Linked DNA regions of Mus musculus: region 2 is linked to region 1. Evidence: chromatin contacts called from ENCODE Hi-C data. All regions are on one chromosome and are shown on one strand. Each heading gives the region's core, a stretch centred on a gene start or an enhancer-like site at or near the end of the contact. The rest is flanking DNA. Distances are from core to core; before and after follow the strand shown. Region 1 holds the start of 1700031M16Rik (RIKEN cDNA 1700031M16 gene). Region 2 has its middle 12 kb from the start of Adcy6.

What was found. Hi-C counts contacts between places; a loop is a spot of excess contacts on that map.
Region 2: a loop to region 1 is called in a map of v-Abl transformed pro-B cells, with 2.6 times the contacts of the local background. The contact joins the enhancer-like site here to the promoter of 1700031M16Rik in region 1. A Hi-C loop is called at or near these places in 1 of 37 maps with a recorded cell type or tissue (v-Abl transformed pro-B cells).

The regions. Positions count from the first base shown.
Region 1 is chr15:98,396,287-98,402,324 of GRCm38, reverse strand. 1700031M16Rik (RIKEN cDNA 1700031M16 gene) reads right to left here and starts at 3,880. Exons shown (of 11, transcript NR_015496.2): 1 at 3,838-3,880; 2 at 3,238-3,324; 3 at 529-556; 4 at 55-93.
Region 2 is chr15:98,613,685-98,619,722 of GRCm38, reverse strand. No RefSeq gene overlaps it. Among named protein-coding and RNA genes, the nearest start is that of Adcy6, 12 kb to the right of the region's middle. Within about 2 kb of position 3,847, at least 1 of the 3 ENCODE cell types and tissues checked has a DNase peak (open chromatin) inside an H3K27ac peak, as active enhancers do.

The DNA.
Region 1 (6,038 bases), core at 2,631-5,130:
AAGAGAAATGAGCTCTTTCCCCCCGACTTCCTCCCACGCCACCCGTGTACTTACCTGCTCCCACAGGGTCTCAGTGATTAGCAAATCTCTTTCCTGTTGAGACAACAGACACATCTTGAAAACATTATCCCACCTCTCCAAGAATAAGGCCTGGCATGGCACTTAACTGGTGGGTTGAGAGAGATTTCTTGGAACTGAGGTGAAATTCTAAGAGACATTCTATTTTTCACCCCAGGTAGCTCAGAGCCTTATCAACAGCCAGTTTATGCTCATCTGCCTTGTCAACATCTGATAGCCTGCCCCCGAACCTTCACATACAGAAATGTTGTTGGACCTCTGACCTGGCCTTGCTATTAGTCGATCTACCAGACTCTCAAAAAGCCAAACCCAAAGCCTATGTCCCCCAAAGCCTGTGCCCCCCAAAGCCTATGTCCCTCAAAGATGTAACATTTGCCACACAGCTTTTCTCTTCTCCCCCCACACTCCAGGAGCTCCCAAGAAACCAACACACGTGGCTGACTGACTCACCTGTGGCTTTGTCTGTTCAATGGATGTGCTGAAAAAGAAAGAAACCGGATGAGGAAGACAACCCCAAGGTTTCTCTCAATTCCAGTGGACTAGTGAGAATTCTTAAATTTTAGAAATAGTCATTATTCTACATCTCCTAGCCCGCCTCCACCTCTCCATCACCCCGGGACTCATAACTCCGCCTTCTTGGCGTGCTCTGTCGTTATACAGAACGTTGAGTACGCCACTTCAGCAGTGCTGAAGGTGGCACCATTCTCTTGCCTGTCAGAGCCACTCCCCTCTCTTGTCTTTGACCTACCTAGGTCCCCTTGGAGGAAGTGCATGCAATTATAAAACCTCTGTCGTCTTTGTGTCCCCAAGTGCATTCTAGTTTTCCTTGGCGACTTCTGATAGAGTTGGAGTGGCATACTGAGGAAGAGCTGGAAAGACTTTGCTCATCTCGGGGAGCAGAACTGAAGGTCTTATTCTTGTTTTCTTTATTAGGAAATGCAATTTCAGAGAACGACAATACAAGGGTGGTATAGTACAGGGACCTCTTTAAGTCAGGGGTGTAGTGTCAAAATGAAATGAGCTATAAGCAAAAATCCAGTAGTGCATCTATGGCCCAACAAGGTCTTATTCTTAAGTACTACTAGAATGCCATCATCATCCGGGAGGGAGGGCTGAGTATGGGGTCCCTGAAAAACCTTCACTCAGAGCTTCTGGTCACATGTGGACTGTGTAGGCGTGATACCCCAAAGGAATCCAAGAGATTGACAATGATCTGCAAGAGGCCATTGCTTCATAGACCTGTTTCAGGCTCCTCTGGATAGAGTCCCTCAGATAGGATTTGAAAAGAGAGGGGAAGGTGATGGAGGGAAAACATACTTAAGAACCCGAGGACCCTGCTGTCTCTGTCTGGGGTCCTGCTTAAACTGCCCCTGCCATCAGAAAGTAGCTTTTCCAAGGGAAAGCATTAGTACCCTTACTCTCTATTAGTCTGGGGACCCAGAAGACAGCAAAGAGTCCCTAAAGGATGCTGAGCCCCAGAAGATCTCTATTTAAGACAGGACCCTTAATGAGCATGTGTTCAGGATAGAACAGGATAGACATCGCCCAGGAATCCTACAGGAGACTCAAGTTATCTGAGCATAGCCATTCCTCATTCCAGTCTAAGCCATGGCCCTTATCCTAAAATATCCTTCATTCATTCCCTTGGGTTCTATACATCTGTTCCAGGGGTATAGAGAACAAGATTAGGATCCACCAGGGCCTTTGCTTATAGAGACATTGTATTTTTAGTTATATGTAGATGTGTGTGTGTGTGTGTGTGTGTGTGTGTGTGTGTGTGTGTGTGTGTGTGTGTGTATGTGTACATGAGTGTGGGTGCCCTCAGATGCCAGAGGACTCAGATCACTTTGGAACTGGAGTTTCAGTGACTGTGAGCTGATCGACACAGATGCTGGGAACTAAACTTGGGTCCTTGAAAGAACAATACATGCTCTTAAGCACTGAGCCATTTTTTTCCAGCCCATGTTGATATTTAATCCAAGTTCTTTTAAACAGGTGGTGACTAATCACAGTTGATAAGGACAGTGGGACAAGTAACTCTCTCTCTCTCTCTCTCTCTGTCTCTCTCTCTCTCTCTGTATATGTGTGTTGTCATGAAGCTAGAGTGACAAAGATGAGAACAGAAAAGCAGAAGAGAGGACACCTGGAGCAGGAGAGAGACAGATACACAGAATTACCCGAACTTGAGGTAGAAAGATTGAGCCTTCATGAGCTGGGCACCAATGTGTGAAAGGCCTGCTCCGATGAGCAGCAGATCAGGCTGTGACACAGGGAAAGGGCTTTGGAGACTTATAGGAAGGCCTTTGCAGTGGTTAAGTACATTCCAAACATTATTGTGATTTGTGTTATCTGTCCAGTGTCTTGTATACTTTTATTGCCAACAAAACAACAACAACAACAACAACAACAACAACAACAACAACAACAACAACACCCTTTTCTTCAGCAGAGAGTCCAAGACATCTTAATCTCAGAACATCTGTCATGTGCTTCAAGGACTTGAGCCAAGCTCTGGTTCCTTCCTGAAGCTTCCCTGATGTATAAAAACCCACAGAAACTGTATTCTTTTCATTTTAGCTGACATTGTCTAGGTCTTCTACTTAGCTTCTTTTATTTAACAGAAATAGTCTTTTGCTTTGTCTTTTTCTATCCTAGTGCGAGGGAAGCATTTTTAAACTGTTTTTATTTTATGTATATTAGAGTTTTACCTGCAGGTATGTCTATGTGAGGGTGTCAGATTTTGGAGTTTACAGTTGTGAATTAGCATGTAGGTGCTAGAATTCGAACCCAGGTCCTCTGGAAGAACAGTCAGTGCTCTTAACCACTGAGCCATCTCTCCAATCTGGAAGCATGGTTTTGAATGTCTGGCTTAGACTCATGCTAGAAAGGGCACAAAGGGCTCAGAGAGCATTGGCTCTGGGACGATCCGTGTTTGGAGGATGAAGCGCCCAGCCAACCCTTAGAGGAACAGAGCAAGCCCACCTTCTTGGCTAGAATGGAGAGACTGTTGTCCCTTCTACCAAGGAGATGGGGGAACACAAAGAAGTCCCCATGGACCCTGGGTGCGGCCAGATGGAAATGGGAGGAGAGGAGATGCCTCTCCCCCTGCAGATAAAGCCAAGCAAAGGGCTCTTTCAGGGTGTGGGTGGTGCAATCTACCTTCTCTGCTGCTTAGATGTCATTCTTGCCTATGTTTTTTTGGTATGGCCAGGCCCCTGGAGCTGAAGATGGAGAGAGTTTCAGGCCCTGAAATAAATAAGAGGAGACTCTCAGACATACGGTAAGAATACTCTTTCTCTGCACAGGAACCTGTGTCATGGCTTACATCAATAGATGTCCTTGTTTTGAGTGTGTGTGTGTGTGTGTGTGTGTGTGTGTGTGTGTGTGTGTGTGTGAAGGGGAGGTATGTGTAAAGAAAGCTCTCCTTCATAAGCTGAAGAAATCATATTTAACAATGTAGGAAAGGGGCTGGCCAGAGGCTCCTTAGCTGAGATAGGATCTAAGGCAAGACGGGAAAGGAGCAGACCGTGAATGCCGAATCAGTCATCTGCTAAGGGGGGGAAGCTGGGCAGAGGGAGGTCAGTCAGCTCTCACTGGCAATTGCTTTGTGGGGAGGAAACTCTATAGTCATTATGCTTGGGGTCTGCAAGGCCAAAGCAGACGTCCAGATGAGGAACAAGCCCGCCTGCCTTTGGTGGGGCTCCATCCTCCTCTTCCCACTGACACCCTTCCTCAGCTTCCACACCGTCAGAAACTCACCTGACCATGCTTCACACCCTTCCCCTTAAGCTTTCTCCCTTCTGAACCCCATACCACAACCCTCCTCCTGAGGCTAACCCTTTCCTCCCAACACTTTATGACTTCAGCTATGACGTCATAGGTGTGTGTGGGGCGGGGATTAGCTCTCTCCCAGCTCGCCTCTGGCCCTGTCACCTCCACCCCATGTCGGTGAAATGAAGAGACAATATGACATTTTTATGTTTAGTCTCTAGAGACCTTGCCTCCTTTATTGTCCTCTATATAGTTTTATAAAACATCTGTTGATCTTCAGAGCGAGACCCAAAAAAGCAGAATTTATCTTCTGTTCCGAGTTTCCAAAGAGGGCCTGAGAAACCTGACTTCAAGGTTTCTGTAAAGATAAATGTTTTTGTTCTGAATTTCAAACGTTTCTGACTTGGAAAAAAATCGCCAAAAATAATTGGCGATAACGAATATTAAACTGAAAGCTAAGGTTCCTAAAAGTCTAAGCAGCACCAGGACCAAGGTCTTGCTGCTGCTTTTCTGTCCAGGCTCTCGGGAGGAGCAGCCTTAGAGAAGCACTGGGGCCAAGGTGCAGCCTTCCCAGCAAAGTGGGAACTTTGGCATGGGTTCAGCAAGATGGCATGCAGAAGAACACCATCCCAGAGCCCCTAGTCTGCCTGGGTGATAGCGGGGGAGATTCAGTGAAGCCGCAGGAGAGTGTGAAATCCTTCATCTGGAATCTGAAGTGCAGTCACAATTATTTAACCCGTGACAGAATGACAGGACCAGCCCCCGATAGAAAAGCCCATCTTCTCACACCGTGTAGACTTTTATCCCTTCATGGACAGACATGGTCCACAAACCAACTGACACTTCCACTCCATCCAAAATTAAATTCTAATTCCACCCACCCAGTCTCTCTTGTCACGTGAGATGGTACACCTGACAGCTCAGGTCAAAGCTTACCCATGACACACAGTTTCCTTGCATCTCTTTAAAATTATTTTAAAAAATGATTCATTTATTTTGAATTTTATTTGCATTAGTGTTTTGCCTGCCTGCATGTCTGGGAGAGTGTCAGATCCCCTGGAAATGGAGTTACAGACAGCTGTGAGCTACTGGCTATGCCTCAAAGTGTGTGTGTGTGTGTGTGTGTGTGTGTGTGTGTGTCTGATCAGTCAGTGCTCTCAACCGATGAGCCATTCCCCCTGCCCCCTGGTTTTAATTATTAACTCACCTTACTTGCCTTTAGTATTTTTCCCATCCTGAAGCAATTACTGATAAGTTTTCTGTCACTATAAAGTACAATTGCAGCATATTAAATTAATAATGTTATATAATATGTACCTTTTGTGGATTGATTATTTTTATATTTATTCATCTTACTGTGTATGTCAATAGTTTATTCTTTTGCATTACTATGTAATAGTCCATTGTGCTGTGAAGTATTTTCCTCGTGGTGATGTGATAACACATTACCACAATATTGAGTCCTTAAAACCCATGGGTGGCCTCCCCTTCTCTAGGAGGTGGAATGGGTGTGTGAGGGTGGGGCTGGGGGAAAGGAGGGAGGGGAGTGCGGGCAGGATGTAAAGTGAATTAATAAATAATTATGGGTGGTTTGGTCACTTGAGCAACTCGGGTGAAAAATCCGTTACCTACATAGGAAACAACATTTCTGTACTTATGTAATTCAAAGTTGATGGGCATTTTAAAGCTTTTGGTTGTCTTTATGAGATTAAACTTATCTCAATGTATAAAACACTAAAAAAAAAAGCAATGAAAATGTATTTTTTCACAGTTACAGAGATCTAATGTCTGGAATGAAGGTACCATGTAGGGTCGGTTACTCCCAAAGCTGCTGAGGGAGAGGCTAGTCCTGCCTCTCTTAGTTTTTGTAGTTGAGTTTTTGCTTTGGGACCTGTTAACCAGGGTCAGTCCCTCGGGCAAAGGGGCGAAACCATAGCAGAGGTAGCTTCCCAGTGGCTACACCACTGAAGACAATGACTTCCTGTCTTCCTGCAGCCCTAGACTGCCAGATTTCAGGGCAGGGTGAGGCCCTATGAAAAATGTGTGTTCTGTGGTATTTAGGTGAAATATTCCATAGATATCTGTCAGGGCTACTTGATTTATGATCTCATTTAACTCCCATCTTTCTGTTTACTTTTTATCCGAATGACCTGCCAGTTGGAGGAAGTGAGGTATTGAAGTCAACCACT
Region 2 (6,038 bases), core at 2,598-5,097, 220 kb before region 1:
TGTCCCCAGAATAGTTTAAAAAATGTATACAGCTATGACATACTGTATCTTCAACTTTTTGGATTCGGGAGAGTGGTTAATTTTGATGGGTTTTGTGGTAGTTTGAGTGAAAATGCCTACCATAGGCTTGTATACCTAAATGCTTGATCTCCAGTTGGAATTGTTTAGGAAGGATTAGCAGGCATGGTCTTGTTGGAGGGGGCGTGTCACTGGGGTGGCTTTGAGGTTTCAAAAGCCCGTGACAATGCCCAGTCTCTCTCTCTCAGCTACTGCTCCCTCCGCGTGCGTGCCTTTTGCTTCCTGTCATGGAGACCATGGACTAACCCCTAATTAAAAGCTTCTTTTTGTAAGTTGCCTTGGTCGTGGTATCTCTTCACAGCAATAGAACACTTGCTGAAACAGGTTTAGATTTTGGAAGAACTTAAAACTTTCAAGGAGAAAGGGGGATCGTCTTCCTTCTTTCCTTCTCCTCTTCCTTCTTTCCTTCTCCTCTTCCCTCTTTCCTTCTCCTCTTCCCTCTTCCTTCTCCCTTCTTTCCTCTGCTTCTTCCTCCTTTTGAGATGAGGTCTTATATCTTCACTGGGCTGCCTTCTAACCACATCGATCTTCTTCTCAGCTTCCCAAAACTCAGGCTGCAGCCATGTGCCAACATGGCTCGTCTAGGAGATGAGATTTGGAAGAGGTTCTGACCAGTGACTACAGTCCTTTCACTGTGGCAAGCAGACCAAGATAGCTATAATGCGCCTCAGATGTCCTTTTAATGCCCTGGTGTACTGATTCCCCTTAGTACGGCTGACCTAGTGACTCTTTTCAGACAGGAAAAGTCACGGGTAGTGTACTGGCCGGTTTTGTGTGTCAACTTGACACAAGCTGGAGTTATCACAGAGAAAGGAACTTCATTTGGGGAAATGCCTCCATGAGATCCAGCTGTAAGGCATTTTTTCAATTAGTGATCAAGGGGGAAAGGCCCCTTGTGGGTGGGACCATCCCTGGGCTAGGAGTCCTGGGTTCTATAAGAAAGCAAGTTGAGCTAGCCAGGGGAGGCAAGCCAGTAAGCAGCATCCCTCCATGGCCTCTGCATGAACTCCTGACGACAAGTTCCTGTCCTGTGTGAGTTCCTGTCGTGACTTCCTTTGGTGATGCACAGCAATGTAGAAGTGTAAGCTGAATAAACCCTTTCATCCCCAACTTGCTTCTTGGTCATGATGTCTGTGTAGGAATTGCAACCCTGACTAAGACAGGTAGGTGTTTGGTTAGTCCATAAGGTTGTACTTTCTGTTTTGCTAGCAGATTTCCCTTGGTGCCATGTTGGAGAGCCCTGGCAAGGACTGAGAACTACAGTCCCAAGAGCTGTCTGAATCCTGGGCCTGGAGAGACAGCTCAGCAGTTAAGAGTGTTTGTTGCTCCTCCAGAGGACCCAAGTTCAGTTCCCAGCACCCAGGTGAACAGCTCACAATGGCTCTGGGGGGGGTTGATGCTCCTCTCGGGTCTCCAAGAGCATCCACACGCATGCAGCACCCCCACACACAGACAGTTTCTTGTGGCTTTGATACCCTAAAACAGATCATTCTATTAGACTACACCCCATTTCCTGGTGGACAGAACCATTTAGTTATAATTGCCCGACTATAACTGTTTTCAAGACAGGGTTTCTCACAGGGCAGTAAAAAAAAAAAAAAAAAAAAAAAAGACAGGGTTTCTCTGTGTAGCTCTAGCTGTCCTGGAACTCACTCTGTAGACCAGGCTGGCCTCGAACTCAGAAATCTGCCTGCCTCTGCCTCCCAAGTGCTTGGGATTAAAGGCAAGTGCCACCACTGCCCGGCTTTTCCCTCTTTACAAAGGAAGAACTGAGGTTCAAAGAGACTTGCCTAATTGTCCAACGTTCCGGGTATCTTCTTGTCTGAAAAAATAGAAACAAACTCTAACTAATGGAAGTATGAGTGACATTTGTCAAAATGTTAGTGAGACACTTACTCAGAACTGGGAAAGGTCAGACTTGAAAGCCAAGCAGGAACAGAATGATGGAAGGGGGTTTCTGTTCTTGTGGCATTCTAATCACCCTCCCTGATGTCATCAGCTCCAAACCTCTGGGTGTAAATGTCCAAAGATTCTCTGATCAGTGCTCTCTGAACACACTGGTGACTGAGACTGGCTGGTTTATTCGACTCATAGACAAAAGGTGATTCTGGCATCATGTTCAGCGTAGATGGAGGGCTAAATCCTGCCTCCAATTCCGGGAAACTGATATAGTCCTGTGCCCCGGTGCAGTGACATTTCAGCTCTTCCAGACTTTCCCAGTCTTCAAATTATCGCGAGTCGTGAAACCGAGACAACTATGGACCGCAGTACCCAGAATGTGCCACCAGGGGGCACAAGAGACTAAAAAAATTCCCGAAGTGGGGTTGGGGAGTTTGGGATAACAAAAACTAGTGGCGAAGTGATGAAGTTTGAGGGGGGCTCTGTCAGACTGGGCTGTGGGAACTCAGAAGATAAAGAGCAGTGTGAGCCGCGAGAGGCTTCTCTGCTCCCTCTTTCCTAACTGTGGAAGCTTGGGGTTCTCCTGGTCTTTGCTCAGAGATCTTGAGGGGACTTTGAACTCTTCTGTTTTATGGCATCAATTTTCCAACTGTCAACACCCCACTCCCCACCTCTGCCCATCGAGGACAGGGCAGGGATATCAGGGTGAGGCATGTTCCTCCAGCACGTGGGCAGAATGGAGTGGAACGTGGCTTCTCCTCTGGACTGGTATTTCAGTGCCCAGTACGATGTTTGGCACAGTATAGGTCCCTGGCAAATATTTGTTGCTTGCTGATAACGATTTGACGAGAATGAGAGTTACCAAAGGAACCGCAGCAGGTACGGGGTACTCCAATTCACATTGCCTGAGTCTTTGTCATTTCTCCCAGCCACTATTGCTGTCCTTGCCTAAGCTGCGGTTCCTTCTGCTGGACCCATTGTAATAGCTTCCTAAGTGGTTCCCCTCCAATCCCTTCATCCCACGGTTCATTCTTCACCCAGAAGCCAGCATGATCTCTTAAAACCATAAATCAGAGTGTGCCACTTCCGAGCTTAACACCTCCAGAGGCTTCTCATTACACTCTGAATGGAATCCAGACTCCTTCCAGTGGCCTGTGCGCTTCTGCGCCAGCCAGGGCTTGCCTGCCGCTCTGACCTCATCTACCGCTTTGGCCTCACTGGCTTTCTTTGTCTTTCTAGAGCCCAGTGAGCTGCCCTTGCCCGAGGGCTTTGCATTAACCGTTCCTTCTGCCTGGAATGCTCTCAACCCATATTCTTTGCATGGAGGGCTCCTCGTCCTTGTCGTCCTTGTCGTTTAGGTGGCCATGTAAATGTCACTTCTCCAAGAGACAGCTCTTGACAGTGCCACCTCGGTTTCTTTCCCATCCACTTTATCAAGTCCATTCCTTACTTAATGGTGATTATAGTAGCAGTTATCCTGACTTCTTTTCTTTATTTGTTGTTTAATCTTTAAGATTTTATTTTTACGTGCGTGTGTGTGTGTGTGTGTGTGTGTGTGTGGTGGGGGGAGGTATGGGAGCACATTTACCATTGGAAGGCAAAGGCTTCAGACCCTCTGGAGCTGGAGTTACAGGTGGTTGCACCCGGGTTGTGGTGGGATCTGAATTCAAGTCCTCTACAAGATTGGTACACACATCTCACACTCGTAACTGGAGCCCGTCAGCATGCCCAGGGATGGGTATCCCCAGTACAGATACTCTTCAACAAAAGGGACCCTGTCTCCTTAGTTCCCTAGCACCTATTAATAGAACAGCGCCAAGAGCCAGGCGGTGTGCAGGCTTTTCATCTCAGCACTCTGAGGCAGAGAGGCCAGCATGGTCTGCAGGGAGTTCCAGGACAGCCAGGGCTACAGAAAACCCCTGTGGTTTTTTTGTTTGTTTGTTTGTTTTTTGTTTTTTTTGTTTTTTTTTCCGAGACAGGGTTTCTCTGTATAGCCCTGGCTGTCCTGGAACTCACTTTGTAGAGCAGGCTGGCCTTGAACTCAGAAATCCGCCTGCCTCTGCCTCTCAAGTGCTGGGATTAAAGGCAAGTGCCACCACTGCCCGGCTAGAACCCTGTCTTGAAAAACAACAGCAGTAGCAACACCAACAATGAAAGTGTGTGGAAACCTTAGCCTCAAGCCAGGAATGTTAGGGAACGGTCGTTTACGACGCCAGAGCTTAGCTGTTATTTGAACAACCCAGGGAAGGCTCAGAAAAAAAAAAAAAAAAAAAGCCAAGCTTATTCTGTGCCATAGTCGAGCGTTCTCAGTACTGTGGGCAGTGTTGTCCAGAAACGCGTACCTCCGTGAAGCTTGCATTTGCATGCAATATACTCTCCAGCTAGAAGTTTCCTCCTCCAGAAAAGGAGAGGTGAGAATGACCCCTCTTAGGACCCGTCTGTCCTGACCATCCAATCCCAAAAGATCACCGAGACTAAGCTGGCCTGGACGTTAGCTGCAGCTCACTCTGGTGGCCTCTAGTCTCTCTCTCCTCTTTGTCAGGCCTAACACTTTGGTTACTGTAATGTTTTTTTCTTAGAGGGCTCAGCAGGGTCCGTAGTCCATGGGCTGGGTCACGGGACTCTGCTATGAATATGGAATAGAAACAGATGGCTCCTGGTTCCAAAAGGAAGAGCATGTTCTCCATTTTAAGTTTTTCCCATTATTTCCTAACACTTTGAGGCCCGCTGTTCCTGAGTGTTACCTGCCCTGACACACATCTGTATTGGGTTATTTCAGCAGGTTAATATTCTGTCACAGTCTCCCCAAGGGCCCTGTTTCTCAGCAGGGCTCGGGGTAAGTCTGGGAGGTAGCCTTAGAGAAGTTTTGTTTTGTTTTCCCAGCATCCTCCAGCAAAGCTTTATAAACAGGCTTAGTGCATTTCAGAGACAGATAATTTGGCTGAAACATGTCTAGCGCAGGCAGTCCTCTGTCGTGGAAGGGCTTGGCAGAAGGCCCAGACTCTAACCTGCTGGTCTGAGGATTCCCTGGTTTCGGCTGCTGGCTGACAACAGTGGTTCACACACCGCTCTGGTCAACAAGGGCCCACTGCGGTATAGCCCAGTGTACTCTCCACAGCCACGTGGAGCCAATGTCTGCTTGCCCTTCGGAGAAAACCTCAGGAGAGGACTGGAATAATCCACAGCTGTTGCGAATAATCAGAGCAGGGAATTGAGAATCAAATGAAACACCGAGGGCCGGTGGCAGGGCCCAGTGGTGAAGGCTCATGCTGGATGCCTGAGCGCAACCCCTGGGACCCTCGTGATGGAAGATGAGGCCCAGAGTCAGTCTCTGGCTTCCACGCGGTGCCAGGGCATGCAGGTATCCCCTATACAGGTACACAAAGTGATATTTTAAAAAAATTAAAAACCATTAAAAATAGCAATGAATCGGGGCTAGTAACTATGAGTTCTGGTGTCCCCACCCCCACGCCCACCACCTCCGATTTGGCACCCGGGCAAGCCACCTCACACCTCACAGTCTTGGCCTTCTCTGTTACTAGAACAGTGGTCGCAAACACAAATGCTTAACGCAGAATAGTTGAGCCCAAATCTGATCGCACCTCGGACTGGCTGTCTTGGAGAAAGGGTTGAATCTCCATTCCTGGCCTGTCCCATCTCTGAGGATCTACGCGGATTGAAAGTGAGTCGCACATGCTAAGGGCTTCGGACCGCTCAGCCGGCGGTAAACGTTATACACGTTCGCTGTTATAATTACCAAAAGTATACCCGCTGGATTAGATAATCTTTAAGACACCTTCCTGCTCAAATATCCTACAGTGTTTAAACTCAGCGATGCAGTATTTCCCACATTTCACATTCTGTGAAACACGGGAGTGGAGTCACATGAAGGTCCCAGGGTTGTAGAGTTCTAGGACTGGAGCTGGTGGTGGGATTCTGAGAAAGGTGCTGATGGCCAGGCCTGCCTGCTACATACACAAAACAGAACTCAGGAGGCCGTGCAGACATACTATGTGTAGTTCTGCTAGGTATGACTTAGCCCAGAGAAGAACCCTGCGTTA